Regions from separate parts of the Homo sapiens genome. Here region 1 is linked to region 2. A link is a loop called in an ENCODE intact Hi-C map of the cell type or tissue named here. Cell type or tissue: PC-3. All regions are shown on one strand. Each heading gives the region's core, and the rest is flanking DNA. Links, peaks and the distances in the headings are about the cores only. Region 1 overlaps VEPH1 (ventricular zone expressed PH domain containing 1). Region 2 overlaps VEPH1 (ventricular zone expressed PH domain containing 1).

Region 1 (16,336 bases), core at 7,848-10,347, 170 kb before region 2:
AGATAAATATTAATAGATGACTAATGTCTGGAGAGATGAATGATGAATGATGCTCAGAGATCCAGAAAAAATGGCTCAAGCCTGCTCAATCTGTGGCAGAGCCAGGATTGGAACTCAGCAGGGCTGATACCATGTTGGAATGTTTTAGGCGCTACTATACTGGGGATTTTTTTAATCTGTAGAGTCATACTGATAGTTAATGGGGTATTTTTTGTTTCAGAATTAATCTGACATTTTAAGTGAAATGTTTTGAAAATTAATAGAGGCCAGGCATGGTGGCTCATGCCTGTAATCCCAGCTCTTTGAGAAGCCAAGGTGGGCGGATTGCCTCATCTCAGGGGTTTGAAACCAGCCCGGACAACATGGTGAAACCCCTTCTCTACAAAAAATACAAAAATTAGCTGGGCATGGTGGCATCTGCCTATAGACCCAGCTACTTGGGGGGCAGAGCAGGAGGTGGGCTTGAGCCCAGGAGGTGGAGTCTGCAGTGAGGTGAGATCATGCCACTGCACTCTAGCCTGGGCAACAGAGAAATACTCCGTCCCAAAAAAACAAAACAAAACAAAAAAAAAAAGAAAGAAAGAAAGAAAGAATGAAAGAAAAGGAAAGAAAGAAAGAAAGAAAATTAATAGATTCAGTGATCCAGTATGCCCTACTCTTACAATGGAAATGGACTAGAGTTAGTTGAAAGTCGATGAGAAAAGCCAGGCACAGTGGCACACACCTGTTAATACTAGCTACTTGGGAGGCAGGAGTGGGAGAATCCCTGAGCCCAGGAGTTCAAGGCCATCTTGGGCAATATAGTGAGACCACGTCTCTAAAAGCAAACAAACAAAATAATAAAAGCTGATAAGGATCCTAGTACGGGCGACAGAGTCAGTCCCCACCTAAGACAGAGTGTTGTTGAATTCTCTAGAGAATGGGGGAGGAAGACTTGTCTGTGCTCTATCAGAGGTCAGGTATGAAGGAAGTGACAGGCTTTCAGGAAAAGTTTGAAAAATCTTAGAGCGGCCAATGAGAGATTAGAGGAGAAGGTCTTGGAAACCAAACAATAATGTGACAGGGCAAGTTAGAGATATATACAGAAATGTTAATAATTAATAGCTTTCTGTGATTCTGAAACATTGGTACAGAAGAGGACTAGTTTTTGTGAAGGTAATTGTTTCAGGAAATTAAAAAGATTTAAGTTGAACATACAGTGTTCTTGTATAAAATCAGAAATCATGTCTGTATTCTGTGGGCGAATGAATCATGAGATGTAAAGAGTGCTTGAAGCCTCAGTGGACAAGACCAGGAGGTCTGGCACTGAGAAAGACCTGGGAGAATAGAATGGAGCATAATATCAACTTAAAATTGCCCTATCAGAAATTGTTTGACAATGATATACTTTTTTTAAGTTGGCACATATGCTCGGAAAAATTGAATTTAATTTATGGTAAAGAAATAGGAAACCTATTATCTCAAGAGCACATACAAAAAATGGTATTTGAAATAAATCTAAGTGTAACATATATATTGAGATAGCAATATGTTTTGTTTTAATGGAAAGTTTCAAAAGGAAACAAGTTTTCTTTTCCAAGAATTCATGTAGTTAGCTTGAGAGTTGTAAGTTGGACTTTAGGCCTTTATCATGAAAAAATAGTTTCTGTCTTTTTCCTCCCTCTAAATTTTTACTGCCAATTCATGTTTTCTTTTGAAAATAAACATTGATTAGATTTATTTCACTCACTCTGAGCCTACCAGCTTTTTATACACAACCCACAGGAGTCTCAGATCACATAAAATGGTCAAAGTAGTATAAGAGAGAGATTCTTAACTTAGAAGCATATACACTGGCTATAAAAATACATCAGTTCTGTGATATAAGGCTTCTGTGAATGCTTTCAGTACATCTGGTCTGTACCAATATTTTTATCCTTATTTTTTTCAGAGCTTTCTTGGCTTGCAAAATTCTCCCCATGACATTAAGACTTAGTTGTTAATTTTTCCTGTATTTCCCTCCTGTTTATTCCATAGTATCAAACAGCAGGAATGCAATAAATTGTTGTTGGATGAATGAATGAATGGATGAGTGTCAGATATGTGTTGAGAGCAATAGGGGCCATGATGATGGTCCTGCTCTTAAGAAGCTTGCAGCCAAATGGGAGAAACATCTGAACTTACAACAATGGTTATAAGTTGTTTTAAGTTTATGAGATAATGGAGGGACACATAATAATGACTGCTCACAGAAATAAGCAACTCATTCTGACTGGGGAACAAGGGGAGGCTTCATGGAGAAGGAGATATTTGAGGTATACTTTGAAAAATGATCAAGATTTTGAACTTAAAGTGTGAGAGAAACAAGCACTTTAGGTGTAGAGAACCCTGAAAGCAATCACATAAACATAAATGTTTAAGGTAATTCCAGATAGTATGTTTAGTTTATCTCAGTCATTGAAATATTACTTATATAATTGTATAATTGATGCCAAAAGGATTATTCATTTTTCTAGACTAAATGTTGAAGAGAGAAGTCATGCTGTCTTAAATATAGAATGCTTTCCATATTCAACCAAATCTGAGAGTAGTTTCTTTATTTTTATTGGAATGTGGCTTCTTTTTCTAATAATCAAAGGATTTGGTTTGGTCTTTATAAAGACTAAAGTTAACATGAACATAAGTAATTATACAATATAATGTGTTATGTGTTAAAATACCAAATATATTACACAGATAAATAAATTTAAAGACATGATACAAAAATACAAGAATATTTGGTCTTCTTTGAGTCAAAATCTTTAAGAATCATTTTGGAATTCTTTGTTTCTTCTGCCACTCCTCCTCCACGATGCCATTTATATGCCGTTATTCCTGCAAGGCATTCACTAGACAGTATCTGAGAAACACATCGTTCTTCTTGGGAGACTAGACACTTATAACCTATTTCTCAGGTGGCCACTCATAACCTATGCCATTATATATATATATTTTTTGGTTTAGAGATAAGTGTCTTAAGATTAAAAATGGAATATGGCTTTGATTTTTTAATAGCTAGTAGAAATATCAAAGAATTGGCTTTATGTTTTGGAAAAAAAGAATAAATTAGGTCTCATTTTGAATTCTTTACAAAACTTATCCTTTGAAATTTCCCTCCCAGTGAAATAAAGGTCAGATAAATGTATCTGGCTTATTTCCCAGGGTGTTCAACTGAGCATTGTAGAAACTGTATTTCTACAATGATTTATAAAAGCTCAAACACATGAATATGTTTGCTGAAACTGCCAGACTATAAGTATTTACACACTGAACATAGCTTATAAATAAACAACAAACTCAGAGAAGCCATTTTGAGAGATTTAGGAAAGGAACTAATTTTCACTGACTCCTTACTTTGTACCCAGATGTAAGTGTAACCAATTACATTTCATCTTTATGAAGCAGGCTTTGTTATCTCCATCTTACTGAAGAGGAAATCTCAAGATCAAACTTCCAGGAAGCAGCTGAGCTGAAATTTGAACCCAGATGCCAGAGCCTATTCTCTTTCTAGTACATGAGTGAATGGCTCAGATAAAACAGAGGTAATAGAAGTACCTCAAAAAGAAGTATAATTCAATAGAAAGAGCATTGGCTGAGGATTCGGACAGAGTTTTATGGGTAGATTGTGTTTCTTTTCCTCTCTGTCCTTGAGTTTCTTATCTTTAAAGTGGGAGCAGACCAAAAGCTGATCCAGAATGAAACAAACAAACAAACAAACAAAAAAAGCTCATCTACTTAAATGATTTTTACATTTTAATTTGCTTATTAACTTTCTCTCCTAGATTGTGAGCTCCATGAGGGTAATGATTTTTTATTGTGGTAAATTATATAAAACATATAATTTATGTTTTACGTTTTATATAATTTACCACTTTATGGATAATATGGTTTAAAATTTAAACCATTTTTAGGTGCACAATTCGCTGGCATTAAATACATTCACATTGTTGTGCAAACATCACCACCATCCATCTCCAGAACTCTTCCATCCTTCCTAGTTGAAACCCTATACCCATTAAACCGTAACTCCCCATCTTCCTCTCCCCTGAGCCCCTGGCAACCAGCCACTCTATTTTCTGTCTTTATGAATTTGACTACTCTAGGTACCTCATACAAGTAGAATCATATAATAGTTGTTCTTTTGTTCTGGCTTATTTCACTTAGCATAATATCTTCAATGTTCATACACATGGTAGCATGGGTCAGAATTTCATTTCTTTATTAAAGCTGAATTATTTTCCATTGTATGTATATGCCATGGTTTGTTTACTCATTTTTCTGTTGATGGACATTTGGGCTGTTCATACCTTTTGGCTACTGTGAATAATGCTACTATGAACATGAGTATGGAAATATCTCTTTGAGGCTCTGATTTAAATTCTTTTTGGTATATACAAAGAAGTGGCATTGTTGGATCATATGGTAATTCTATGTTTAGATTTTTTGAGGAAATTTCGTATTAGAAATGAAATTTTTATCTCTGAAATTCTACAATTTACTAATGGCCTACAGAGGCCTGTGAAGAAATGTGTCTGTGAGGGCTGTCCAGAGCAGGGCTGGACATTTGCTCAGGGCTATGAGGGCTTGCACTTGGCACTCACGACAAGCTAGATGACAACAGGAGGAGTTTTCTTCTGCCTACTTGACACTAGCGTGACAGGAACCCTTGAAGCAATTTCCTTCATTTTCCATTTAATTCTTCTTTATTGTATTTCAAAGACAAAAAATTCAAAACATTGACGCAATGAATAAATAATACTGTCATTTAATTGTATGAATGTCCTAAATTGGACAGGAAAAAAAAGTAGAAGAAAATGGAACTGGTAATTTGTCTGATGAGAGCTTTCCAAAAGTAGGTAAAATAAAGTATGTTTTTGAAGTCAACCATAAGTTCCAATTTGGGGAAAAAGTGCAGAACAAACTCATTACTTTAAAATACCATTGCTTTTGACTGAAAAAAATGGAAGAAGGCATCACAAGCCAGTGTGGACCACTTGTAAAACTTTGATTCCATGTGATTTGTAAAATATATTAGTATTTTAGACTAAAACTCTATTCCTCCTCACCTCCAAGTTAAAGTTTAGAAGTTTTGAATAGAACAGCAATTATTTCATAACTTTGATGGAGTAAATAGAAGAAAAGATATTTTAAGGTAAAAACAAAATTAGATTCTCAAAAATAATAATGAATTTGAAATAACTGTTTGAAATTACATCAAATAATTATTCATGAGTGGACACTGCTTTAATCATTTGATGTTTTCAGAGCTCGGTTCTGTAGAAGGTGTTCAGAAGTGTGAGTTGTTGAACTGACCTGCACTGAAGGAAAAACTGCCAAATCTCTCATTTGTTGAGAATCTAGGACACGTAGGTAATGGAAAAGAGGACTTGCCTAGTGTTTACTAAGTTCTATTTACAACAGTATTAGTTGAGAAATATGTGTTCCCTTTACAGCAGCTGGTGGGCCCCTGGCTATATCACATGCATATGTGTGGGACGTCCCTACCCAGAGCAAAAGTACTATGCTCATTTCCCCATTGTGGCAAAAATCCAGCCAGTTGTCAAATGGGCATGTTGGATGCTTTTGTTTTGACTTATCCAGAGAATAAAACAATTCTTTTGCAAGTGATTACTTTAATAACACAAATTTGGTAATTATATATTCAGAAATATACAAGCCATAGGTGTACAAAGACCTATGCTTTGACCCTGATTTTGAGGAAAAAAATAAAAATTTTGTATTGTTATGTGAAAACATATATAAAAGCATAAGAAAAGGTCTGTAAAGTTATAGATCAACCATCGACAGTGATTACTTTCATATTGAGAAGTGGGAGTGGGGTGAGGAGCATGCACATTTTACTTCATATACTTCTGTATTATTTTAATTCTCTCCTTATCAGTTTATATTTATGTATTACTTACATAATTTAAAAATATACAATGAAAAAGTGCTATTTGTTAAAGCAGGCAATTTATTTATCTGTATTTTTTGAGACAGAATCTCACTCTGTTGCCCAGGCTGGAGTACAGTGGTGCAATCTGAGCTCACTGCAACCTCCACCTCCCAGGTTCAAGGATTCTCCTGTCTCAGCACTCCCTGAGTAGCTGGGATTACAGGCATGCGCCACCATGCCTGGCTAATTTTTTTGTAGTTTTAGTAGAGATGGGGTTTCACCATGTTGGCCAGGCTGGTCTTGAACTCCTGACCTCAGGTGATCCGCCCACCTCAGCCTCCCAAAGTTCTGGGATTACAGGCATGAACCACTGTGCCCATATTTTTAAGTTCAGGGGTACATGTGCAGGATGTGCAGATTTGTTACATGTGGCATGGTGGTTTGCTGCAGAGGTCATCCCATCACCTAAGTATTAAGCCCAGCATCCACTAACTATTCTTCCTGATGCTCTCTCTCCTCCTCCCCACCCTCCAACAGGCCTCAGTATGTGTTGCTTCCCTCTATGTGTTCTCATAATTCAGCTCCTTTTTATACGTGAGAACATGTGGTGTTTGGTTTCCTGTTCCTGCATTAGTTTGCTGAGGGTAATGGCCTCCAGCTCCATCCATGTCCCTGCAAAAGACATGATCTTGTTTTTTTTTTTTTATGGCCACATAGTGTTCCATGGTGTATATGTACCAAATTTTCTTTGTCTAGTCTGTCACTGATGGGCATTTAGGTTGATTCTGTCTTTGCTATTGTGAATAGCGCTGCAATGAACATACACGTGCATGTATATTTTTAATAGAATTATTTATATTCCTTTGGGCATATACCCAGTAATGGGTTTGTTGGGTCATATGGTATTTCTGCCTCTAGGTCTTTGAGGAATTGCCACACTGTCTTCCACAATGGGTGAATTAATTTACACTCCCACCAACAGTGTAAAAGCATTCCCTTTTCTCCACAACCTCATCAGGATCTGTTGTTTTATTGACTTTCTAATAATAGCCATTCTGACTTGTGTGAGATGGTATCTAACTGCGGTTTTGATGTGCACTTCTCTAATGATCAGTGACATTGAGCTTTTTTTCATGTTTGTTGGCTGCATGTATGTCTTCTTTTGAGAAGTGGCTGTTCATGTCCTTTGCCCACTTTTTAATGGAGTTGTTTGTTTTTTTTTCTTGTAAATTTGTTTAAGTTCTTTGTAGAGGCTGAATATTAGGTCTTTGTCAGATGGATAGATTGCAAAAATTTTCTCCCATTCTGTAGATCATCTGTTCACTGTGATGATAGTTTCTTTTACTGTGCAGAAGCTCTTTAGTTTAATTAGATCTCATTTGTGAATTTTTGCTTTTGTTGCAATTGCTTTTTGCATCTTTGCCATGAAATCTTTGCCTGTGCCTATGTCCTGAATGGTCCTGCCTAGATTTTCTTCTCGGGTTTTGATAGTTTTGGGTTTTTCATTTAAGTCTTTAATCCATCTTGAGTTGATTTTTGTATAAGGTGTAAGGAAGGGGTCCAGTTTCAATTTTCGTCATATGGCCAGCCAGTTCTCCCAGCACCATTTATTGAATAGGGAATCCTTTCCCCATTGCTTATTTTTGTCAGGTTTGTCAAAGACCAGATGGTTATAGGTGTGCAGTCTTATTTCTGGGTTCTTTATTCTGTTCTGTTGGTCTGTATGTCTGTTCTTGTACAAGTACCATGCTGTTTGGGTTACTGTAGCCTTGTAGTATAGTTTGAAATTGGGTGCCTCCAGCTTTATTCGTTTTACTTAGAATTGTCTTGGCTATTCAGGCTCTTCTTTGGTTCCAGGTGAATTTTAAAATAGTTTTTTCTAATTCTGTGAAGAATGTCAATGGTAGTTTAATGGGAATAGCATTGAATCTATAAATTATTTTGGACAATATGGCCATTTTCATGATATTGATTTTTCCTATCCATGACCATGGAATGTTTTTCCATTTCTTTGTGTCATCTCCGATTTCTTTGAGCAGCAGTTTGTAGTTCTCCTTGAAGAGGTCCTTCACTTCCCTTGCTAGCTGTATTCCTAGGTATTTTATTCTTTTTGTGGTAATTGTGAATGGGAGTTCATTCATGATTTGGCTCTTGGCTTGCCTGTTGTTGGTGTATAGGAATGCAAGTGATTTTTGAGCACTACTTTTGTATCCTGGGATTTAAGCAAACAATTTAAATGATGTCTCACTAATTACCATGTAACAGGGCTAACATTTATGATTTTAAATATGTTTTTCTTTTTTGCCTTCTGAGTACATAGCCTTTGCCTGAATCCAGTTAAGTCTCCACCTATCTGGCTGTCGAGTGATGGTGGGAATGGTGATAGAGTAGATATTCAACAGTTATAGGAGTACCAAAAAAGTAAAATGGAATTAATTTTTTTAACTGCCAAAATTGGGTTATGCAGCAAGATAATAGCCTTGCAAGTGAGGCTTTTGTCTCAAGAAGGAATTTTCTAAATTTCCTTACCTCCCTTTAGCCTATCATTCCTGAACATGGAGGATATACATTGTAGGACCTGTAGTATGAAGAGGGTGACAGCTTGGTCAGTTCTATGGTTGTTAGGTAGGAGAATATAGAATGGAACAAGTAAAAGAGAACAGGTTTTAGTTCTGGCAAGGAAAATTATGGAGAGAAGGAGAGAGACAGAGAAGTGTAAAGCCATCAGAAGTGGGTCCTGACTTCCCTCACATTTGGGCTTTGGCCTGGAGAAGGAGAAGTATATTAGATACATTATGGTAACACCATGGGCAATGGTCACCGCTGAAGATTCACTCCCAGGTGGCCCTCAGCACCAACACAGGGTAGCCAACTTAATTAAAAGCACAGCTCCTGAAGCCAGACAGAAAGGAATCTCTGAGGTTCAGCTTTCATGGTCACTCTTTCCTCTGTTATGGAGTAGAGTGGAGCCAGTAGTAGCTGAGGATCTTGCTGGTCAGCATTTCAGAGAATTCACCATAGTGAGGCAAGGAGTATGGTGTGGCTCTGCACAGTAGACTGCAGAGAGAATTGTCCAAGCCAGGACTCAAGAGGGGCATCTCACACCAGTGGGCACTGAGATGAGGTCAGATTGGCAAGGGAGACCCCTGGACCGGCCCATGTGTAGAGTGAAAAAAAACCATTATCCTTCAGGCAAGAAGACACACCACACCCCTATCCAGGGACATTAATGCTTTCCACCACCACAAGGGAGCAGGAGCCACTTCCTAATGCTCCCAGATGCCACCTTAGGGAGATAAGCATAGGAGAGATGAGAGAAAGAACATTTTTATCCAAAGGAAAGATTGTCTCCTAAAGTACCATTCAAATGAGCAGTTGGGATTAACTTTAGGCAGGGACTCTTAATTTTCTTCCTCACTACCCAGTGGTTGGTTGCTCTTGATCAGCTCTAGACATAATGATGGCACATTTTCTCTGCAAATCTAAGTTGTAATATAAAATAAATTTTATAATATTACAATAAGTGAAAAAGTAATCATGGAGAATAAAACTATGGTACAGTGAAGAAGACGACTCAGGTGGAGAAAGAAATCTTGTCCTAAAGAATCAGGGAACTTTAGAAACACTTATAAGAGTCACACAGCAAAGGGTAGAGGATGGGGAGTGAGCTGTAGGAGGACGTTGAGGGTTTGCATGTGAGGGCGAAATCAAATAACACACAGTGGTATGTAGTGTCCCTTGGTGCATATAGACTTGCAAATTTCTTATATGAAAACTGTTAAAAACTTGTGCCTGCTTGCTGCTTTATGTTACTATTAAAGAACAGAGTACGACTTGCCCATTAACCTATTCAAATCAGGTGTTGAAGAGCCTTGGATGCTCTCACAAGCAATGTTTCTGCCCTGAGAGAGGGAACAAAGAGCCCTTCCTCTCAGAAGCCACTCTAAAGCCAACTTCTCTGATCCCTTATCCAAAGTTCAATTCTTCTCCAAGGTGGTGGTTAGGAACACAGATTCTGGAGCGAGACTTTCCTATTTACCAGCTGTGTGTCTTTGGGCAAGTTACATAACCTCTCTGTGGCTCAATTGGGAACACTAATAAGAGCTCCTATTTCTAAGTGTTGTTTAGGGTGACCGGCCATCCCGATTTGCCTGAGATTAGAGTGGCTCCTGAAATGCAAGTCTTCCAGTGCTGTCACTAGGAAAGTGCTGGACAAAGTGGAATGAGTTAGTTATGTGAGCATAAAGAGTTAATTCATGTAAGGCTCTCAGACAGACATGTGCTTGGCACAGAGCATGTGTTTAATAATGTTCATTATCATGATCACTGTTACTGCTACTATTGTATATGGAAAAAGAAAAAAAAAGGATCCCTAGGCCAGGTGGAAATGTTTGAATGTTGCTGTAATGCTATTTTAATTAGAGGAAAGAGACTGCATAATGACCCTTGGCATCTAGGTTGCTCAGTGTCCTGAAATGTTCACCTAATTGCTTATTTTAAAATGAACTTACTACACAGCTAATAATGATGTGTAAGCCAAAATCCCATTCTATACAATGAGAATAAATTTCTCTGGGGACAGGGCACAAGTAGAAGGTCCAGCAAGAAAGAAAACCTCATAACAATGCATGAAACCATCACTTGCTCTCTGAGCGTCTCCAAAGTCCTAGGACTGTTAAGATATGTGCAAGTGAGACTTTTGATGTACATGTCGTTTTGAGGCTCAGAAGCACAGAAATGTTGCAGGAATGCCACCAGGAAGCTCAGGAAAGGCTTGATATTTTGCTCTATTCAAAGCTTCGTGGCAGGAAGATAAAAAAAGCTAACATTAATTGATTAGTTTTTAAGTACTGGGCAATGTTCTAAGAGTTTTATGTGTGTATTGCCATTTAATACTCATGCCAATGAAGTAGACACTTCCAGTTTTGTGGAAGAATCTGAGGCTCAAAGATGTCAAGTAATTTATCTAAGGTCACATGGCTAGCAACTGGCAGTCCAGACAAATCTAGACTGTTTGACTCTAGTGCCCGTTATACTCTGCAGCTTACATAGGTTATGCTTAGATGAAGCAGCAATTATTAGTCCCCCCTTTTAAGTCGAAGAGGGATTTAATTTATACCCATTTATTTTTAATGATTTAAATCTTATAAATTATATATCACTTTCATTTATTCTGTATGTAGAGACTTGTTGATAATTTGCTTTTGGTATTTATTGCAGTTTTTATCTTTATCGTATAACTGAATGAGTTATGTGGCACATTCCCATCCATGCCCAAACCTCTCTTGAGAGAAGCCCAAGTGATTGACCCATCAAATCCCAGCTCAAGATATTACTGTTTTCCAGTGGGAACCACCTGAACTGAAGGCAACAGGAATCGAAGAACAACTCAAGGAAATAAATTGCCTCTGTCAGGTTAGCCATGGAAACCAGAACATCTACAGTAAAAGCAAATGTCATAATCATAAAATTATTTTTCTATAAATTCATGCTTTACATGATAGAGGTCAATATATCTTTGAAATCTTAGTTTCATTTATTGCTTCTTTCAAGTTGTCTTCATGTATAACTTATTTCATTTTTATGTGACCTAAAATCCAATGATGATGACATCAATCATCATAATTAATATTAAACAGAGTTGCCTTTTTTTTTTTACTATTTCTGATTAATTAGTTTTACTTTCACTTTCTTACTGCTGCTCAGATGAAAAGTCATAAAATAATGACTAGTAATGTTATTCAGCTTCCAGAAACTCAACCTTCTAGCAGTAAATTGGAAACAGCTGGTTATATATTTTGTCCTATTGAAGGAAACAGAAAGATCCATCGAAAAACTAAAGTAAAAATTTAATAGAGTTGAATTACCTCTGCCTCAACTGACTATTTCCCAGTGGTCCACAGGGTAGCATGAACTTCGGGATGAGAAGGCAACATTAATTCAACAGAGGCTGTAGGAGTGTCTTATTGTCCCCAGAACCTCTAGAAGCTCAGAAATTTGCCTTGTGGAGGAATTCTGATGTTAGGTGTCAGTTCAAAATCTTATGTCCCAGAGCTGGAATGGACTTTGAGTGGTGGTCTCTCTTTTAATAGACAGGATTGCAATGGAATCAACTCAGAAAGCTCTTCTTTTCTTTCAAGTCTTTAGATCCCAAACTCTTAAAAGCATGAAGAAGCTCACAGTTCAATTTTCCCTATTCTTTACATCATAACAACTTCACTTTGAAATTAAATAAAGTGTTTTGAGATTAGCAAGACCTCTATAGTCAATTTTTCTGCTTCACTGAGAACCCTCTCTTGTGAAAGGGAATCTGGAAATTAGAAAGTCAAGATGAAGGCATTTATGACCCAGGGCCTGCTTGAAAATAGTTGAAATACTTAAAACCCATCTGCACTGTATGATAGCTTATTGCTCAAAGGAAATCTCTTAGCAGAAAGCTGTTGAGCTGTTGCCCCCAGGAGAGGGCCTTCCACATTCATGAACACGCAACCATCTGAGCAGCCACATAGTAACTGGGATTGTTCTGTATGAAAAAACTGTATCATAAAACACTTCATTATTATTGAGTCCTGGACTGGACTTCTGGGTTGATAGAAGTAGCAGCAAATGGGATAAACAATGAAGGGTCTTTCTCAGGATTTCGATGGCAAAAAGGCAAGGGGTAGCTCAAGCACTAAGTTTCAGTAAGGAGCCTAAAAAGACCACGTGCTCCAGCTGTAGGGATCATGGAGCCTTGTCTTGCTTATGCCAGCCCTCGCCACCTATCAAGAGCAGCAATCTCCTTCCCATGGCAGGTTTTGCCCCAGCCACATCCAGAACCAAGGGAGGCAGGCCTGGTGGTTAACTGAGGTTCCGAGGCCACTATGTTAACAGGCTGGAAATAGTCTGGGTTGGGAATAAACAAAGATGGAGATACATAAACAGTAAGCTATGGGTCCTCATTCTTCTATCCTGGTGGGACCCACCCCATCCTTTTGTTGGAATAGAAGCCACCTCTGAATCCTACCTAGCTGCTGCTAGTGCTCTCCTATCCGGAGATTGGCCCTGTGCATGGATATCCTGTGTTCACCTGAATGGATCTTGCTGGATGGATGAAACATGACTTGCAGCCAAGAACTGCATCTGTCCTGGAGCTCTTGCTGCCCTGAAAATTTCATCCCTTCAGATAGGATGCTGGGGCTCATCTGCAGGGCCATTGCTAACAGCCACACAGGCTTTCCACCACATGAGTCCAGGAGGGACATTATTCCCACAGGCCACAGTGTAAGTGATACCGTCTGGAGTTCGGCAATACAGAAGCTCTGTTTATCCAATGCAAGTGAGCCACACTCCTAGGACAGTGTGATTTGAGGTGGTATGGTGATCCTTGGGGGAGACTGACATTCTATTCTAGTTAGTCTCTTCTCATACAACACTTCTTACCCCCATTGCGTATGCCTATGATATTCTTTACTTCTTTCAGCCCCATGCATGCCTTGTGGCCAAGACTCTGCTTTACGATTCAACCAAACCTCACTTCACTTACTAAATCTAGCACCAGGAATGAAAGACAGGGAGAGCGGGATATATTTGAGAAATTGGATTTAACTCTTCTTCCAACAGAAGATGACTGCAGAGGACCGCAGGACACCTCTGGCCAGGGCAATAGCCTAGCATAGCACAGTAAATTTGCACTGAGAGAGAATTACACTTCTTGCAGCTCTTTCATGGTTTGTGTATGTTCAATGATAATCAGGCAAATAAATAATAAGATAAATAGAAATATGGTTGTACTTGCAGATTTGAATAACAATGGTCTGTTCTTTAAGGTCTGAAACTTTATCAACATTGTTCTGAGAGCTGAGAGCACACTTCCATTGTACATAAGCTTTATTATCACAGGACAAGGTCAGCTCAGCCCACAGTACAGGGGCTAATAGGAAACACCATGCTGCTACACAACCTGGGCTCAAATTTCAGGTCTATCTCAGGTCTGCCAGTTATGTGATCTTAAGCAAATTTTGTTTTCTATATTTCAGTTTCCACTTTCACAATTTGGGAATAGTAATATGTACCTTACAGGGTCAAATAAAACATTTAAAATACTGCCCAGTACATGGTGCTTGCGGCTACTGCTGGCATAGAAGGGTTAACCCAGACCATTCCATAATTACACTAATTGTATGTGTTTATTTGTGGAGGATATGCTGCATATTAAGTATGGAGTTTATCACAGAATATGTAGTCATATATTTAAAACAAATTCTTATTGCAGTAAAATACATGTAACATAAAATTTACCATTTTGACCATTTTAAAGTGTACAGTTCAGTGGCAGTAAGTACATTTATGATGTTGTACACCTATCACCACTATCTAGTTCTAGAACTTTTCCATCACCCTAAATGGAACCCCCACATCTGTTAAGCAATTATTCTTCATTTCCCCTCCTCCTAGCTCTTGGCAACCAAAAATCTGCATTTTGTCTCTATAGATTTGCCTATTCTGGATATTTTATATAAATGGAATCATATAATGAGTGGCCTTCTGTGTCTGGCTTCTTTCACTTATTATGATGTTTTCAAGGTTCATCCATGTTGTAGCATGCATCAGTATTTCATTTTTTTTGCATGGCTAAATAACATTCCATCATATGAATATACTACATTTCATTTGCCTCCTCATTCATTCATGGACAATTGAGTTGTTTCTACCTTTTGGTCATTGTGAATAGTGCAGCTATGAACATTCAAGTACATGTTTTGGTTTGAACACTTGTTTTCAATTCTTTGGAGTATATTCCTAAGAGTGGAATTGTTGGGTGGCATGGCAATTCTGTGTTCAACTTGTAAGGAATGGTCATATATTTTAAAATAATTATTTCCTTATTCTTACAATGTCCAAACTTAAAAATAAAACTGTCATATTAATTATGAAGGAGGTGAATCTGAAGAGTGACATTTGCCATCACTTTTCCAGTCACCTGATTGTACACACAGATGAGGAGCAGTGCTTACAAACAATACTCAAATCAGGATCATTTCTGATTGGGTGGCTGACTGCTTACAATTACAGAAAAGTGTTATTGTGGCAATGCTGTTCATATTTTTGGATTGATTTCAATGTTGTTTCTGATATTTCCAGGAATTTGGCCAGTAATACTTCCCAAAGTAGGAATAATGAAAAATATAAATTATGAAACTAACTGAAAATTGAACTTATCTTTAAATGACTATATTGATACTTTTAGTTCTCCAGTGAATTTTTGGTATTCCCTAGGAAGAATGCACCTTCCAATAAGTGATGAGTGTCACTCAGTTCTGGGATGAGGAATGTTTTGCAGTGCTTATCCGATCACAAAATCCGCCAGGGGAAGTTCACTCGGAAGACCTCAACTTTTTCCTACCAGGTACTCTTGATGGTTGCCAAATACAAGTTAGATGTCCAAACATTAAGAATACAAAGTAGTCAATGTCAACATGATCAGAAAGGAATCTGGGATATTTTCAGAGGAGTTAGCACAGTTTCTAGACATGAAAGTAATTTTGGAATTTACATGAATTTTAAATCAAATACACACACATACCTCTCTATATATTTGCATGACACTAATGTAGTTGATTTCTGGCAACAATACAGAGCCACTTTGTGGTCACACTGAGTCAGTGGAAGCCCATATGGTAGAAATAAACACTTGGCTCTTCCAAGCACAGATTTATCAAAAGTTGTACAGAGGCAAATAAGGCAGGCAAGCCGTGATCCCCTGCAGGTACCATTCCATGTGCTACCAATTACTTTGCAACTCTGCAAAATGCATAACAGTAACCAGATATAGGGCACAGAAAATTTTAGGAAATTCTATTAATAAACTCCACTAAAATGGGTCCGTTTACATTTTTTTTTCCCCAGAGGAAGGAAGGATAAGCCTAAGATCATGTATATGTGAGTCACCCATTGCATTGCTCTCTCTGGTTGGCAGTTCTGAACTAAGACCTTCTGGGCTGGCCACCATCAGGCATCAGAAGAACACTCATGGGAGAGTTATATGTATTTACCAGGAGGTTTATTATGTCCGATATGTTGGTGCAGGGTATATAGGACCTCCACATAGTGTATATCAACTCCACGTAGTGTGTATCAAACTCATTGACGCTCCTGTTAGAAGTGGCCTTTAGCAACTACTAACTAAGCCTGACTTTCCTAAGATGCCAACCGTCTATTCCCTGTTGACTTCATGATCATGTGGCTGACATGAGAAAGTTAGGGGGCATTTTATTTCAGTCACTGCTGCTAAATGAGGTGTTACTGAATAGAAAGCAACTAATTTTGTGCAGCCAATTCTCGGGATATACCATGAATTTGAAAGCCAATTTTAGAAAATAATTCTAGTCTTAAGGAAATTCAGTTCTTCAGGCTACAGGTAAGACTGGAAGCCTCTGAGGA
Region 2 (16,336 bases), core at 6,370-8,869:
TAGTTTGGTGGCTAAGAATAGCTTCTGAACTCACATTCTGGGCTTGATTTTTGGTTCTACCAGTTACTAGCTATACAACCTTGGTAAAGTTACATTATTAGCCTTTCTATGTCTGTTTCCTCATCTATAAAATCGGAATATTAGTATACTTATCTCAAAAATTTACTTAAATAAATATATTAATGTGAAAAGCTCTTAGAACAGTTTCTGGCACACAATAAGTGCTACATAAGTATTAGCTATTATAATTTACACAGATTAGCCATAAACTCTGTAACAAAGCAAGTCTCAACTACTTCGAAATAACTGATACCATGCAGTTCACATTCTCTGACTACATGCAGTTAAGATTTAACTTAACAACAAAAAGATTATAAAAATTCTTGGGGAAATTAAAACTAACTTCTAAATTACTTGTGAGTCAGAGGAAGTCACAATAAAACTAAGAAAATATTTAGAATTTACAATAAAAACATATCTCAAAACTTGTAGAATGATACTAAATGTTACTTAGCAAGAAATTTATGGTCTTACATGCTTATATTGGAAAATAAGAAAGTTAAAATAATCAATAACCTAATTATACAATTGAGGAGACTAAAAAAAAGAACAGCAGAATAAAGCTACAGAAAGTACAAAAAGTAAAGTAGTAAAGACTTAAAAAGAAATTAATAAGATTTTGAAATGATCCTATACAGATGATCAATAAATCAAAACTTTAAAAAGTAGAAGGCAAAGCTTTGAAAATATGGGTAAGATATCAATGAATACAGAAGCTGCCAAAAAATAATAATTCAAACAATTTGATGCTAATAAACTTGAAAACTCAGATAAAATATAAAATTGCTTAGAAAATATACTTTACCAAAAGTGACTGAAGCAAAATTCCTAATTTTCCTCAAAAAGATTGAATCAGTAGTTTAAAAATCTATTAAAATACACAAATTTATAGTGCCAGAGAGTTTTATACTGTTCTATGAAATCTTTGAGGATTAGGTCACAATATTACAAAACTCTTGCAGATAACAAAATGTGGTAACATTTCTCAACTCATTTTATGAAACTACTGTATATAACTTGATGTCGAAGCTAGGTAAAGACAGTGGAAAAAGGACAATTAAAGACCAATCTCATATATAAGCATAGTTCTAAAACTACTTTAAAAATAGCAAATCAAATTTTAAAATGCATTAAAATAAACAACAAATTTTATTTTGCTCCAGGAATACAATAATGGTTCTATATTTGAAAAATCTATTACTGTAATTCACCACATTAACAGATTAAAGGGGAAAATAGGATTATCTCAAGAGGATAGAAAAATCAGTTGATAAAATTAAACAATTCTTAGAAAAACAGGAATAAATGGGAACCTCCTTAATCTGATAAAGAGCATTAACCAAAAGCCTGGAGCAAACATTATGCTTACACTGAAAAGTCAGAAAATTCTCTTTAAATAAAAAGAGAGAAGGATAACTCATTCTAGTCAATCTAGTTCTGGAGAGCTAGTCAGGATATGAGACAAAGAAATCAAATAATAGAATAAGGATTGGAAAGGAAGAAACAAAACTATAATTATTTTAAAGTGATGACTTACACATAAAAAATAATCAAGGAATGTGCTTCTTCCATTTAAAACATATTTTTTTCTTGATTCTCTCCTCTCTCCCCATCTCATTCTTTCTAAATACCAGCCCATTTCTCTGATCTTTATGGGAAAATGCCCAGGGTTGTCACTGCTCATTTTCTTCAATTCTCTTCCCACCATCTGAAACTAACTCCAATCTGGCTTTCAGTCTGACCCATCCAGTGACAACTGCTCTTGTCCAGTCATAATGACCTTCATGTGTCTGAACCTCAGTCAATTCTCAGTCTTGACCAATCAGTGACAAATCTCATTTGACCAATCAGTGGCATTTGACATCACTCTTTCCTTGCAACAGCTTATTCACCTGGCATTCAGGAAACCATGATTTTCTGACTTTCTTTCTTTCTTTCTTTTTTTTTTTTTTTACTGGATATTTCTTCTCAGTTTATTTTCCTAGTCCTTCATCATCTCCTTAACTTCTGAGTACTGGACTCAGTCTTTGGACTTTTTACTTTCTGTCTGCACTCACTCCCTTGGTGATCTCGCTCAGTCTCAAGTCTGACAAGTTCCAAAATTATAATGGCCAGCCCAGACTTCTCTCCTGCTCCAGACTCATACATACAATACTTGCACATCTCCACTCAGAATTCTGACAGCTCAGACTTTACACATGTAAAGTGGAACTCGTGATTCTTCCTACACTCCCTTCCCCTCACCCTCCCTTTCCAAATTCCTTCCTTCCTTGGTCGTCTTCATCTTAATTATTGACAATTTTATCATCCTAGTTTTTCAGGCCAAAAATCTTAAGTTCGTTCTCTCTCTCTCTCTCTCTCTCTCTCTCTCTCTCTTTCTCTCTCCCCCTTCCCCCCACCTCCCCCTCTTCATCACATGCACATACTTCAGCAAATCCTGTTGGTCCTATCTTCAAAATACATCCAGGATCATCTGAACACTTACCACCACCACTGCTCCATGATGGTCAGAACCTCTGCTTCTTCTTATCTGAATTATTTCAGTAGCCACTCAACTGGCCTTTCTGATTTCACTCTTGCCTTTCCACAGACTGTTCCCAAAACAGGAATAGAAAAATTAGACCATGTTACTTCTGCTCAGAACTCTCCAGTGGCTGCCCAAGACTCCAACAATCCAGCCTCCACTTCTCTCCTAACCTCATCTCCCTTTCCACATTGTTCCCTTCACTACAGCCACACCGACCTCAGAAACTCCAGCCTACAACCTCAGGACTTTTGTACTTAATGGTCCTTCTGCCTGAAATGATTTTCTCCAGTACAGCCACACTGACCTCAGAAACTCCAGTCTACAGCCTTAGGACCTTTGTACTTAATAGTTCCTCTGCCTGAAATGATTTCCTCCAGGTACCCAAAAGTATTGCTCTCTCATCTCCTTCAAGTTTTGCTTAAATGTCAGCTTTTGTCTCAGTATGGACTACCTTGTGCACCCTATTTGAAATTTCAAGCCTCCGATATCCTGTCACTGCCCTCTGCGTTAATTTTCTACATAGCACTTACTTATAATCTTCTAATACACTACATATCTTCCTTATTTATTTGTTTATTTTCTGTCTTACCCAATTAAATGGATGATGTCAGAGGGCTTTTTTTTTTTGTCTTTTTTGATTACCCTTCTATCCTAGCATCCAGTACAGTGTCTGAAACATAGTAGACAACTAATAAATATTTGTTGAATAAACTGGAAAATGTATATAGACAAATTATTAGGATTAGTAAGAGAGTTGAGTGAGTTTGCTGAACATAAGATCACCATACAAGAATCATTTATGTTATAACCAACTGAAAATAGAATTGGAAAATATAATTTTAAAAAAGAATATTATTATATTCTCAGAAAAAAATATAAAACACTTATACATTTAACAAAAGATGTATAATATTAACATTCTTAGGAAAAATATCATAAAACCTCTTTGAGCAACATTTAAAAACATATAAATAAAGGGATAGAAATGTAATGTCTATAGATATAAAGACAGTAGTACATAATGATGTTAATTTTCTTCAAATTAATCTATAGTTATAATAACACCCAGTTAAGATACTGATAGAATTATTCAGAAAACAGGAGAAGCTTAATATAAAATTATTAAAGAACAGAAAAAAACAAAGCAGTGTTAAAGAAGGGTGGGAATACTGTCCTATCAGATATCAAGACTTATTACAAGGTAAGAGATAAACTGTGTATCAGAGTGAGATATGCAACCTGCATAGGTGACAAAGGACTAATACAAGAATATACAAAATAGTCCAAGTTAATAAAAATAAGATTTTAAGACTACAAAAGAAAAAAGAAAAAAAAAACATAAACAGATACTTCACTGGAAGTAAAGTGGTAGGCACTTCCTTCAGAGGAAAACAAATGGCATACAGCAAATAAGCATATGAAAAAATGGTCAACCTTGGTAATAATGAGAGGAGTGTATATTTAAACAATTACATGCTGCTTCACTTAGATTAAAAAAAACTTTTAAAATCTGATAAAAGCAAGCACTGGTGAGGATATAAAGCAACTGGAACTTTCATACACTGATGTTGGGTGTGTAAACTGGCACATCCCTGTTGGAAAGCAATTTGTTGGTATATCACAAAGTTGCAAATACACAAAACCCTAAAACCTGTTGTTTCACTTTTAATTGTGTACTTTAGAAATACTTGGCAATTACAAGTATTTAGAACTTTAGAAATAATTGGCCAAAATTGCCAATTACAACAATGTTTACTGTAGCACTGTTTAAATAATAAATATAAACCAAAAAAAGAATGGATACATTGTAGCACATTCACATAAGGGAATACTCTGCCTCAGCAAAAATAAATGAGTTGAAACTACCTGTACCAATATAGACAAATCTCAAAAACGTAATTTGAGCCCTATGACAACATTTATATAAAGTTTAAAAATACAAAATACTATGCTGTAATTCACTTTGGAACCATGGATGTGTAGCAAAAACAAAAACAAAAAGCAACCATGCATAGCTAAATACCACAAGGAGGATATTGGTTACCTTGGGAGGCATGAGGGAGGAGAATTGGATTAAAAAGAGACATGCAGGGATTTTCAATTGTACCTAACATGTTAAAGTGGGTGATTCTGTGTGCCTGGTGTGTTTCATTGTTAAAAGAAAAATAAAGAGAACTGGAAGGCGGGTGGATCGGTTGGGCATGAGGTGAGCACCAATGGAAAGGTGGGAGAAGTGGATGAGTGGATGAGACAATCTCTCTTGGAGTAGCCTGGGAGGAAAGCCAAGTTAGTACAAGTGATTATCAGGTAAAACTGGTCTAGAAAGGACTTGAAATGAAAAGACAAAACTTAAAGGTATGTTTGGGAACTTGGAGAGGATACTGAGTTGAGTAGTCACATTTTCAAAGTGAAACATAAGGGCAAAACATTTCATAGTAGTATTTTGTAGTAACTGGTAGAAAAAGAGGACATGGACTGGACAGTAAAATCTAGTAAAGTTTAATTATTTTTGTGAGTGGCTTTGGGGGAAGGATTGGAGGCTTGTTTGCCACATTTTTGGATTCCACAAAGCTGAAAGTGCTAAGTAATATATTTGACAGAATCATGATGTTTAAAAGACATATTCTGGAATGAGGGCTTAAAGACAATAATTTTTTTTGCAATGTTGAAAATGTGGCAGAATACACTTTAAAAAATTTAAACTTATCTAATTACAAGTCTTGATTCAACCTGAATGCCTTAGCACATCACAAGATAAATGTGGACAACTGATTTTTTAAAAACATAGAATATTTGACTAGTATTAGTAGTTGTTCTAAGCAATTGGTCTGAGTATTGGGCAATGATAAATTACAATAATAAATTAGGACTATTCCAAAGGAGGGTAAGCAGAATGATAAGAGTGTAGGCCATACCTGGGAGCTTCAATGAAGCCTTCTCTAACAATGCAGAAACAAGATTGTCCTTTGAGGATTAAACCAATAAAGTCCACTCATATGAGTGGGATTAGCCAGTACAGGCCTAAACCAAGACATTATCTTTTGATGGGTGACTTTGCAGGTGAGTTAGATGTAATCTCAGGGAGGAAGGGCTGGAATGTGATTGTCATGGAGGAGGAAGAAACCTAATCAATAAAAGTATTTCTTATCCAAAGAAAGACTGAGTAAACAGACTTGAGAACAGCATGAAACACACAAGAATTCTGATCCGTACGAGTTATAATTTTCATTGTAAATCAGTACATCGTGTTTTAATCTAATTTATATTTCCAAGTCTTGTATTTGGATAGCATGATTTGGATAGCATTTCTCAGGTACCAACAAAATTGAGTTTTCCAGATCTGACAGTTGATGGCTACAACATGAGGTGCTGTAACCTTTCCCAGACACAGGCTCCTTCTTTGTCATGGAAAAACCCAAGGTCACTAAGATGTTTAGCTGGGATGAGACAAGCCAGAGGTGAAGCCTGGTGCTTATCTTCAAAAGGTTTAAAGTTTTTCTTGTAGAAACAGAGGGTAGACTCTTTTGATTGTTGGGGGCAGAGAACAGAACAGAGACAACAGGTAGAAAGTACAAAGTAAGATTTCATCTGGCTAAGCAGAGGAACATGTTAACAATTTGAACTCCCAACAATGAAAATGCTCTCTCTTTGTCAGGGTTCTTTGATCATAAGCAACAGAAAAAGTCTGAATAAGTACAGCAAACAATAATAATAATAGCTATAAGAAGAAGATTAGAGGTGGCCCACTTATTTGAAGGAGAAAGTGAAGTACCAGGCCTTAAAAGGAGCAGTGATCAAGGCAGCTACAATGATAGAGAGGGAGGAAGTAAAGTACTGTTTCTTTGGGGCACCGTCCTCATGATAAATCACCCCCTGCTGATATCTTTCTTAAAACTACTGGGGAAAAACTTCTGATTTTCAAGCTTGGGCCAGGTGTTCACCTCTTCTCTCCCCCACCACTGATAGGGAAGGGTAGTGGGCACTCATGAGTAGGGAACCTTGATGGAGATGCCATCAAGGTTTTATGCAATGGAAAGGGACAATTTACCAAAGGAAAATTGAGAAGCAGGTAAAAATATTAGAAACCCACCATATTCGCATCATTGCAAGTGCAGGAGAAGCCACCTATTTTTCAGCAATCTTCTGTGCTGGAAGTTGGAAGGGGCAATTTAGACGATCCCTTCCTGTTCTACGTTTCTGAAGAGAAATTGAGAAGTGGAATTGATTACTGAGATCCAAGGTCATTAGGAGAGGCCTAGAGAGGAATAGCTGGGGCTGGATCTGAGGGAAGGATGGGACGCAGCTAACAGGGATGTAAGCCATAGAGCAGGCATGGTGGTTCCATGTGCTAATCAGAAAAGGAAGATAAGGAGCTGCTGGCATTGGTAACCTCAAACTTGATATATGTAAATTACAAGCTACCATTCTTCTTCTGTTCCATGAGAGGGTTACAGATAGAGAAATGGAAGAAGTAAGATGTGGTAAAAGTTAGTAGATGAAGAAGACACACGAACTCCTGGCTCTCCAGAACTCCTGGTAGAGTGAGATGCTATTTGGACAGCTTAATGAATGGACGATGATCCTAATGACAAGGGACCTGCCAGCCTTAATGGCTAACCAGTGGAGTTATATAATAGAACTGAGTCACCAGTCCTAAAATTCTGAATTTGATGTCTGTGAAACAAAGCAATTAATGATGCAAACAAAATAAATAACTGGCCACTAGTGACCTCTAGTGGAAGTAGGCTTTAGGGAACTTATGTGATCTTTGATTACTGTTTTGTTTTGTTTTCCTAGTAAGAAGATGAAAACCAGTGTAATTTTCAGCCAACTGATTTGCAGAGGAGTGTGAAAGAAGGGGTTTCTGAAAACAGGACAAAAATCTTACCCAGAAAATGAAAATGTACCAGGAACATGTTGTGCTTTGCGTCAACCTAAGTTGATTAATGTTCTGGAAAAGATGTGGATGAGTAATTGCCATCAAAGACATTACCTGAGAAAAGAAGAGTTTTTTGAGCAGTGACTTCATTGGTCACTGGGGGGAGTTCAGCATGTTAATGGCAGCCAGCAAGAGAAAATAGGCTTGAAGAGGAGGCTGCACGGGTTGCCAGTATACCTTTTAAATATATCTTCTTTGTAACACAGAAGAGCGCTGTTGTTTCTGAAATATGCACACATTTGCCAATTCAGTATTGTATGGCTTGAGTCCCACCACTTTCATCTTTCCAATGAGTGTCTGTGCCAAGTGTTGGCTAACACTGCTGAGCTGGGAGGATGTGGGTGGATGCCTGGTGGCCCTAGGCCTTTGAAGTGGGACCAGTCTCATGGAGGGTCCAAGTACAATCAAGAAGGTCAACATGAAACCACACTGGGCACTCCACATCCATCCCCTTTGGGAAGTGCTTTCAGAATATATAATCTTGACATTGAAGAGAAGCGAAGGAATGCAAGTATTGATGGGAGGTTTTACATCTGTCTGATCACACTGGGGACTAATAATGGGTGGGTGGAATTAAATGGCAGGTCCAGGGAGTAGGGATGCAGGTGGGTAGAAAAAGAAGCAAGGGAAAGATAAAAATAGAGACAATACAGAAGTAAACAGAATCAGCCTTATTAAGTCCTGGGCAACTGTCACTTCTGGCAGCAAAGCGATCGTTGTCCTTGTCTCATATTACCTGCGTGGCAGGAGGTGTCATCCTGCCTTCTTTCATTATTCAGCCTCCCACACACACCCTGCTCTTGTTTACTGATGCTGTTATGCTGCTCTGCAGGTCTGCTTTTCCCTGGATTGGCTCCCTCTCCTCTCAGTGTCATTTCAAGGACATAAAAATAGCCCCTAAATAATATTTTTGTGAGAATTCCATGCTGCTCTGCAATTTTCAGAATTCTGGTCTTTGTGAGTGGGCAAAAGATGATCTAACTGCCCCCTACTAAGCCATGACTTCCCTACTGATATTTCTTAGATGCCAACAAAACCACAGAGCAGATTAAGAGAGACCAATATTAGTGGTATTTCCTCTTTCCCCTGCAAAGATCTTTCTGCCAGGATATAAACAAATCTCTAGCTCTAGGACAGGCCATTTCAGAGATGTAGTCTATAAACCAGTTTACTTACTGAAGATGAGCTAATTATCTTAATTTGCTCCAAAGCTTCTGTAAGGCTGTCTTCAATCTCAGAGTCATCTAAGGAGAAGAGGTCCCCAGCTCGTGAAAGATCTTTTTGTCCCAAAACCAGTCTGAACAGTTGATGCATGGTGAGGATGAGTTTGATCAGTTGACTTTCTACAGACCCAGAGTCATGTGTTCCAGTTATCAGAGGTCAGTAAGACAAAAACATGTAGAAGGAGGTATACTTCTTATTCCATGAAAGGTCATTTTTCTCCAGACTTTGAGGTCTTCATTGACACTCTCTGCAAGGGAAACAAATGACACAATGTAGCCACTGGCAGAATGGCATAAGCTCAGAATGTGAACTCAGTGTCCAGCGGAGAGAGAGAGAAAAAAGAAACTTGGAAACATGTGCCTAGACTAATAGATCCTGGCTTAATGATCTTTAAATGAACTCTTTCCTTGTTTTTGTCTCAAAAAGTCTTGTCAAAAATTACTAGGTTTCTCCAGAATTTAATTTGAACTTTAAAAGTCAACATGAGCCCTACGCTTTTCTCCTTTCTACATCCTTCTCTTCTCTCCATGTCACAAGGAAAAACAACAATCATGCCTAACACTTGCCAGATTTTCCTCAAAAAGATTCTCATGGGAATCAAACAGAAAGGGAGAACAAAAGGAAAAGAGGGAGCATAGGAAACATCTCCTAGACCCACTTCCTTGAACCCTTTCTTCCAGAACCTGGACACAGAAACCAGTGCTTACCTCTTGGTTGGGCTGCCTTGCTACGCTAGCAGTAGAAGTTCCCTGCTCTGTCAGTCAAAAAGGTGACCTCAGTACTTACCCTACTCCTACGTACTCTATAATCAAGTAGCAATAAAATAAAGATGCTGCTTAGGAGAATGGCGTTAGATAAATCTCTACTGAACATGAAGATGAACTTTAACACTGAAATGAACATGATAGCCTTGCCATGTGGGCTAAAGAGGAGGGCTTTGGGATCAGGCAACTCTCCCTCTATTCCAGTTGAAGTAATAAAGTCCCACTATATTTCTCACCCAATTAACAGTCTACAGAGAGGAGGGCAATGGCACAAATTAGACATCTGATTATTCTCATCAGCTCCCTTCTGGGCCTAATAAAATCACAGACCATTTGCACTGGCAGAGACCTTAGTAATCATTTAATGTCCAGTGAGGTTTAATGACTGCCCCAAGGCCCCATAATAGCTGTGGCAAGGATAGTCTACTGATTTCAGTCCAGTGCACTTCCCTCACAGTTTACAGTAGAGTGGAATCACCTCATACATGTGGGTAGCTTACAAATGTAGCCACATGCTTAGTGAGAGCCAAGAGTGAGTTATTTAATACAAGTAATAGGCATTTCTACCTAGCATTTTACTCTGAATGGTTTGCCAGAAAGAGTGTGAAAAGGGAGAGGAGAATCTATTGTTTCCTTGGGTAGTCTCAGACCTCTCCTCTGAGCTATTGTTGTGAGAGCACCTCTTTGTGTTGAGTGCAAGTTTAAAGACACATACTCTTCAAACACCATGGCCTCAAAATACAAGCCAAAGCTTTCATTACACACTCAACTAAATAAGCTATCTGTAGTATTGTAAGTGGTACAATTCATGAGTCATAGGGATTTTAAGGAAAATACTCTCTATATGCAATTTTTGTACTATCTACCAGCTTTTGAAAAATGAAGCCTAACACTTACATGCCTTTATCTATGTACCAGGCATAAACACTTTGTAAATATTAATTCATCTAATCCTCATAACTATATGAAAATATGTCATCCCCACTTTGTAGGTGAGCAACCTGAGGTAGTTAAATAACTGCTAAAGCCATGCAGCTACAAAACTGGAGAGCTGGAATTTGAACCCAGAGACTCCAGTAGTGCTAGACTCCAAGTTCATAACCATTATGAAATATTGACTCCATGTAAAATGTGAGGCTACTGTTAGGAGTAAAGGTCCTCAGAGCATTATTAATATTAATGATGAAGGTGTGAGCAGGGTTATCAAGCAAGAAAATGAATTCCTCTCCCCTTCTACACTGCTCCTGGATCCTTGCCCATTCTATGCCCTGAGATTTAGAGCAACCAGAGAGCAAGACAGTCACAGGAGAAGACGCTTGGAGGAAGAGCAAAGGAGAGTGGTAAGCTTTCAGAGGGAGGTGGAGCACAGTGAGGTACTGCAAAGTAGTTCGCACCCTGGGAAATGTGGGAGGGTGAATCACAATATCTCTAAGGAAAATCAGCACAGTGTTTTCCTACATTTTTCTCTTAACACATTTTCCTCCCAGGCTCAGATATTTACAGTGACAAGAGTCTCAGTAAAATAATATTCAGGAAAATTGGATGGAAATGACTTCACCTGACCTGTCAGCTTGTTGGACATGTGGCACTCCATGAAGTACATTCAACTGCCCCAGTCATAGATGCTCAGGAGCTCCAAGAAGGAGCAGTAATACGTGCTGGTACAGAGGAGCACCCCCAGGCTTTTCCTGGGCTCTTTCTGCACACTCCACATTTACATGACACCTGGTGTGGAGTCCCACATTCATGCTGCCAACTTCAGCTCTTACTCTTGAGGGCCCATCACATGCAAAACATTGCTTTGGGCCCTAAACAGAAACATCAAGTTGTTTAACACACAGCCATACAGGAAAGCTTTCACAAACATAGGGGTGGAGTGGGGAGAGGTGAGACTTACACATTATTTTTCAAAGGGCTCTTTTGCACGTTTTCAACTGTGATCTTCAAAACACCTTCTACAATATGGGAGTGACCAAGAGAAAAATCTCCTGGATACTACAAAAAGAAGTTTGGGGAAGTACAAGGGAGAGAGAAGTCACTTCCAGGGGAAGATGATAATGAATAGCTTTATGGAGGAAATGGTATTTGAGAAGCACCTTTAGGATAGCTAAGATTTTTACAGGTTTTATTCAGTGCACTTGTGCTGAGTTCATACTAAGTCATCTGCTCATCTAGGAACCAAGGGTCATGTCCCAGCTCAGCTATTCAGCGATTATAGGACCTTTAGTTCATGTTGTTTTCCTTTCTTGAGACTTGGTTTTCTTATTTGCAAAATGGGGCTAATACACACCTCGTCTATTTCATCAGGGTGTTTTGAGGGTCACAGGTGATAAAGTGTAAACGAGCCCTTTATAAAATAATGGCACAACTGACATTTGGTGGGTGTTTGCCATGTGTCAGGTACTTATCTCAGTGCTTCTCACATACTTAGCCACTTAATTCTTATGACAATTCCATGCAATCAAAAACTGATGTTTAGAGAGGAAAGTAACCACCAGCAGAGGCACTTGAAGAGTAAGTTGCCAAGTCAGGATTGAAGGCAGCTGGTCTCCCAGGATAGTTGTATTCATGACTGTGTGAGATAATTATTATTGAGCTGTCTCCCTTCCCATCAGCTCTCATCCAATGAGTACCTCCACATGCTGCACATCCCTTCCTAAATAAGGACTGGCAAGGCACATTATTTATTTTTCAGCAGCTCTCATTAATATTTTGCTCAGGTGTCTGGCTTCTCCTGCTGTTCTTTTTGCAATAGCAGGGAAGGTCAAAGCCAGATCAAATTCTACCTCATGTTCTGAGAAACTCCCTACCCTTATGAATGTCATAGTCCTGTGGCCTGTGTGCACGTGTACATATACATGTATCATGTACACACAAGCATACCATATACACACATGCACATATGTGCACATACTCAAAATACTTTCTACACATCAACCTTTTTGCTAGACACTAGATGCTTTCTTCTTTTAGTTCTCCCATCAACTCTGCAGGTAGATATTACCACCTAAGAGGAAACAGGACCAGTGAGGTTAAGTATCATGCCCAAGGTTACACACAGAGCCAATATTCACATTCAGGTAGGCCAGACTCCAAAATCTCATATTTTTTGTATGATTTTTAAAAGCTGGCTTATAAAATTCTTACAGCCTTTAATTTGCTTCCTTCATAATTTCCTTCCCTAATCTTTAAGGGGTTCTAATCTGAGGCCCACCTTCTCATTATTTAGTTTTTTTTTTTTTTTTTGGCAGGTATTTGCTGGCGAATCAGCTTTCTGTAGGGAGAAACAGAAACCACAAAAACAGAAATGATGGCGCAAAACGTGGCACATTTCAGGGAGTCACAGCTGTCCCGCGCAAACTCGACTTTACCTGCGTGCTACTCCTCAAAGGCGCCCTTGCAGTTACTCAGCTGCATGGTTTGAGACTGGGCGGGAGATTCAGGCAGGCTCCGAGGGCACAGCGAGTGGAATCCGCTCAGCTCAGTGAACCTGAAGTTGTTCATTGCGGAGCCGGTGCCGGGTGGAAGAATTCAAGGAATGCAGCCTGATGCCACCGGCAGCCCCAGAGACCGGTCAGGTGACAGGCTGCACCTCACCCAGCGGAGTTACCTCCCAGTGCAACGCTCTGTTTCCTGAGGTGAAACACAAAGCCTGCTCCAGTAAAGGAGAGTTGTTTTTAACAGAGAAAACAGAACTCCCTGTGTTCGTGAAAATCTATACTTTCCCAGGGAAGAATGGGGGGCGGGGGCGAGCCACGCAGGAAACAATTTTCAACAGAACTCAAGCAGGTGAACGGAATGGCTGTAGGGAGCCACCTCTCAGAGCTCCAGGGGAGGAGAAGAGAACTGCAGCTTCATTAACACTTCCCTCTCCCTGAGATCTCACAAACGTTTTGGAAACACTGAGTGTTCGTCCAGTAAGAGTCACCTCCTAAAGAAAGTATCCCTTTACTCTGCCTCTAGAGTAAAATTGTTGAAAGTTGAAGTATGCGGGAAGTTGCTAATAAACAGAACAAACTTCACAACATACGTACTCTCTTTTTTTCGTTATTTGCTGGGAAGCTATTCATAGAAATCCACGTGGACCAGAAATATTGGATTTGTACTTTTAAATATTGCAGCAACACTCAGGCAAAAGGTTTATCCTGCTTAATCTACTGACACTCCGATGGAGAAAAGGGCACTGGAACCTTCCTTTATTCTTTAAACAGTTAACAGTGCACTTTAAAAAGCAAGGTTTTTAAGACTGCATTCTTCTCGACCCCTAAGTCGTCTGTTCCTGTGGTAGATCTATAGCTATATCAAATCATCTCACTTCTGGCAATGTGTACAGGCAGCTATCCTGCAGATAATCTCATCTTTGTGCTCACTAGGGTGTGTCTACTCAAAGGGTGTGGTCAGGGTGGCCACAGTTAAACCAGGTCATATGTTCCAGGAGAACGACCTCGTAAATCTGCCTAGACAGTTGGTGATCAATCATATTTTTATGCCATCCACATTTGGAGAACTATCCCCTTGAAGAATTCCTTTATAAAAATCAAGAATCCAGTCATTCATGAGTAGCTGTATTTTTTCATTAGTAGTTTTTCTAATTTACAATATACTAATGAAGTTTCGTCTTTTAATGGAATAGATGATATTGCTTTAGCCTTCCCTTTTAATCCTCTATTCATTATTACTGATTTTTAATCCCTAGATTTTTATCCAGTTTTATTTTTTTAAAGGGTGTAGAGTCCTGAATTGGACACTCTATGGAACTCCAGTAAGAAGAGCAGAGTGATAAGAGTATGGGAATCTAGACTCAACTGGATTCCAAGCTCAGCTATGCCATTACCTGCAGTGTAAATGTGGGCAGGTTAATTAGACTCCCTGAGCCTGGAATTCCTCCTTTGCTCCTGAGGATTGTGATATGGGTTGTTGGGAGGTTTAAGGAGATGATATAAAACATTTAACACAGAGCCTGGCATATGGCAACCACAGAAAAAGTGCCAGCAATCATATCCTTAAGAGTACTATTATTCCTATAGATGGTCCACCAGTTAACACATCCCCATGCCATACCTTTTAAAAATTAATACATGACTGTACTGTTCACTAAATTGGGTTCACAGAGCTAAAGATGTTTAGGTTGTTTCCATTTGAGCCATATTTATATCTTTGTTGTCCTTTCTCTATCTTAGTCATCCTGTCCTTACCTCTGGGTTGTTCACTTTTCATCTGTAAACTTCATTCTCTTGAATGGGTCCCTGTTGATTTTTTGGCAACCTTATCTTGTTTCCTGGAGAGATAGTTTTACGGTGATCCTACCCACACCAAGGTTGAACAATAACAGTGAATGTTTTTACAGAGCAGAAATGGGCTAGAATACAATGTATCTCAAACTTTTTGTGGCTGGGTAATCCAAACACCTGAGTTTTCCATGGAAGTGTAGCACTCCTTCCCGTGTTTATTAGTGAGAAAGGAGTGGCCCTCCAGGGCTCCAGCTACTTTCTTTACTACTTTTCAAGGTGACGTACACTCAATGCCCACTAATAAAACATTAGTGGCTTACTCTATTATGCATCTGTAGATTCTGCTAAATGAAAATATACATGAACTGGAGGACTTAATCGCCACACTATTGGGATACTGCCTATAGAATAATTGAAACTCTTGGGGGAGATTTCAATCACCATAATTAACTCAAGAAACCAACTTATTCTGAAGAATTCAGCCTCTAGCTTGCAACTTAGGTTAGGGTATACCCTGGCTTCCTCACTTCAGAAAATTCTAGAATGACAATATTTATTTACATTACGCTTTAGACTACATTACTCTGCATCAAAACATTTTCATTTTATTCACCTGTATTAAAAATGCTCATTAACAAACTTAGACCCATTTGGGCTCTAGAAACTTTCAATAAAGTTCTCAGATTTTTCCCTTGAAAGAAAGGATTACAGATTCTTTTGAAGGAGCATCTTTTTCACACAGCGTGAAAGGACTACAGGCGTTCCCATGGGAATTGGCTGCATACATTTCAGCCCTTCCCACAAGATGTCTATTGTTCCCTGGATGTCTCTGGGCTTCCTTGGCTGTGGCGTGCTGCTACACTTCACTTCTACTGAAAGCCTCTGAGTCTGGCTTATTCTAAGCAATGCTAAAGGCTTCAGCCCTGTCTTTTTGCTAGAGTACATACGATCTAAGTTTGTAGCAGGCTTATTTCATAAGTACATGAAAAAAATAGATTTGGTGACCTATTTAGTCAAGAGCCCAAAAAACTACTTAATTTTGATTACCTATTTCAACTTATTAAAACACAAATAGGAAACATTTCCTTCAAAAAGGATGAGAAACACTTATCTTCAAGTCTAATAAACTTTCTAAAATCAAGGCTTTTGTGACTTGTCATAATTTTATAGTGTATTCATTTTCACCTGTAAATGTTGACTTTGTTGGTCATTTTTGCTCTGGAATAATACAAATCTTGCTGAAAAATCCTAATTCAAATTCGTGGGTTTGTTCTTCCAGAAAATGTACCAAAACTCTCAAACTACATGGAAAACTCAATGTTAAATGTATCTTCATTTACATTTAAGTTTCATGTACCAAATATCTATATGACCAACTCAAATATTTCTCTAAATATTTTTTTCTGCTTTTTAAATCAAAAATATATAAATGTCATTTAATCCAATGGTTGATTACTACAACAATTTAAGTGTGTATCTGAAAGAGTAAAAAAGTGGTTAGATTTAATTATGATTTGTAAGATATCTGAAACACCAAAGGAAAAAACGGCAGCAGCAACAAACAGTAATGGTGACCCTGTTCAACCCACTG

What was found. Peaks named below come from ENCODE experiments on the same cell type or tissue, not always from the same donor. Only the 100,000 strongest peaks of a DNase experiment are listed, where the experiment ranks them.
Region 1: a loop joins it to region 2, with 6 times the contacts of the local background. A loop is called at or near these places in 2 of 110 quality-filtered maps.

What each region holds. Positions count from the first base shown.
Region 1 is chr3:157,318,062-157,334,397 of GRCh38, forward strand. All of the region lies in intron 9 of VEPH1 (ventricular zone expressed PH domain containing 1), which reads right to left. LOC101928236 (a long non-coding RNA gene) reads left to right here. Exons shown (of 10, transcript XR_007096141.1): 7 at 11,135-15,302. Among named protein-coding and RNA genes, the nearest start is that of PTX3, 110 kb to the right of the region's middle. In PC-3, for the core only: a CTCF peak has its summit at 9,168; no DNase peak of the experiment used is centred there.
Region 2 is chr3:157,486,510-157,502,845 of GRCh38, forward strand. VEPH1 (ventricular zone expressed PH domain containing 1) reads right to left here. Exons shown (of 14, transcript NM_001167912.2): 2 at 8,703-8,997. The coding sequence starts at 8,840. Among named protein-coding and RNA genes, the nearest start is that of VEPH1, 8.7 kb to the right of the region's middle. RefSeq lists enhancers at 12,499-13,063, 13,064-13,627. In PC-3, for the core only: a CTCF peak has its summit at 7,343 (motif pointing left); a DNase peak (open chromatin) is centred at 7,312.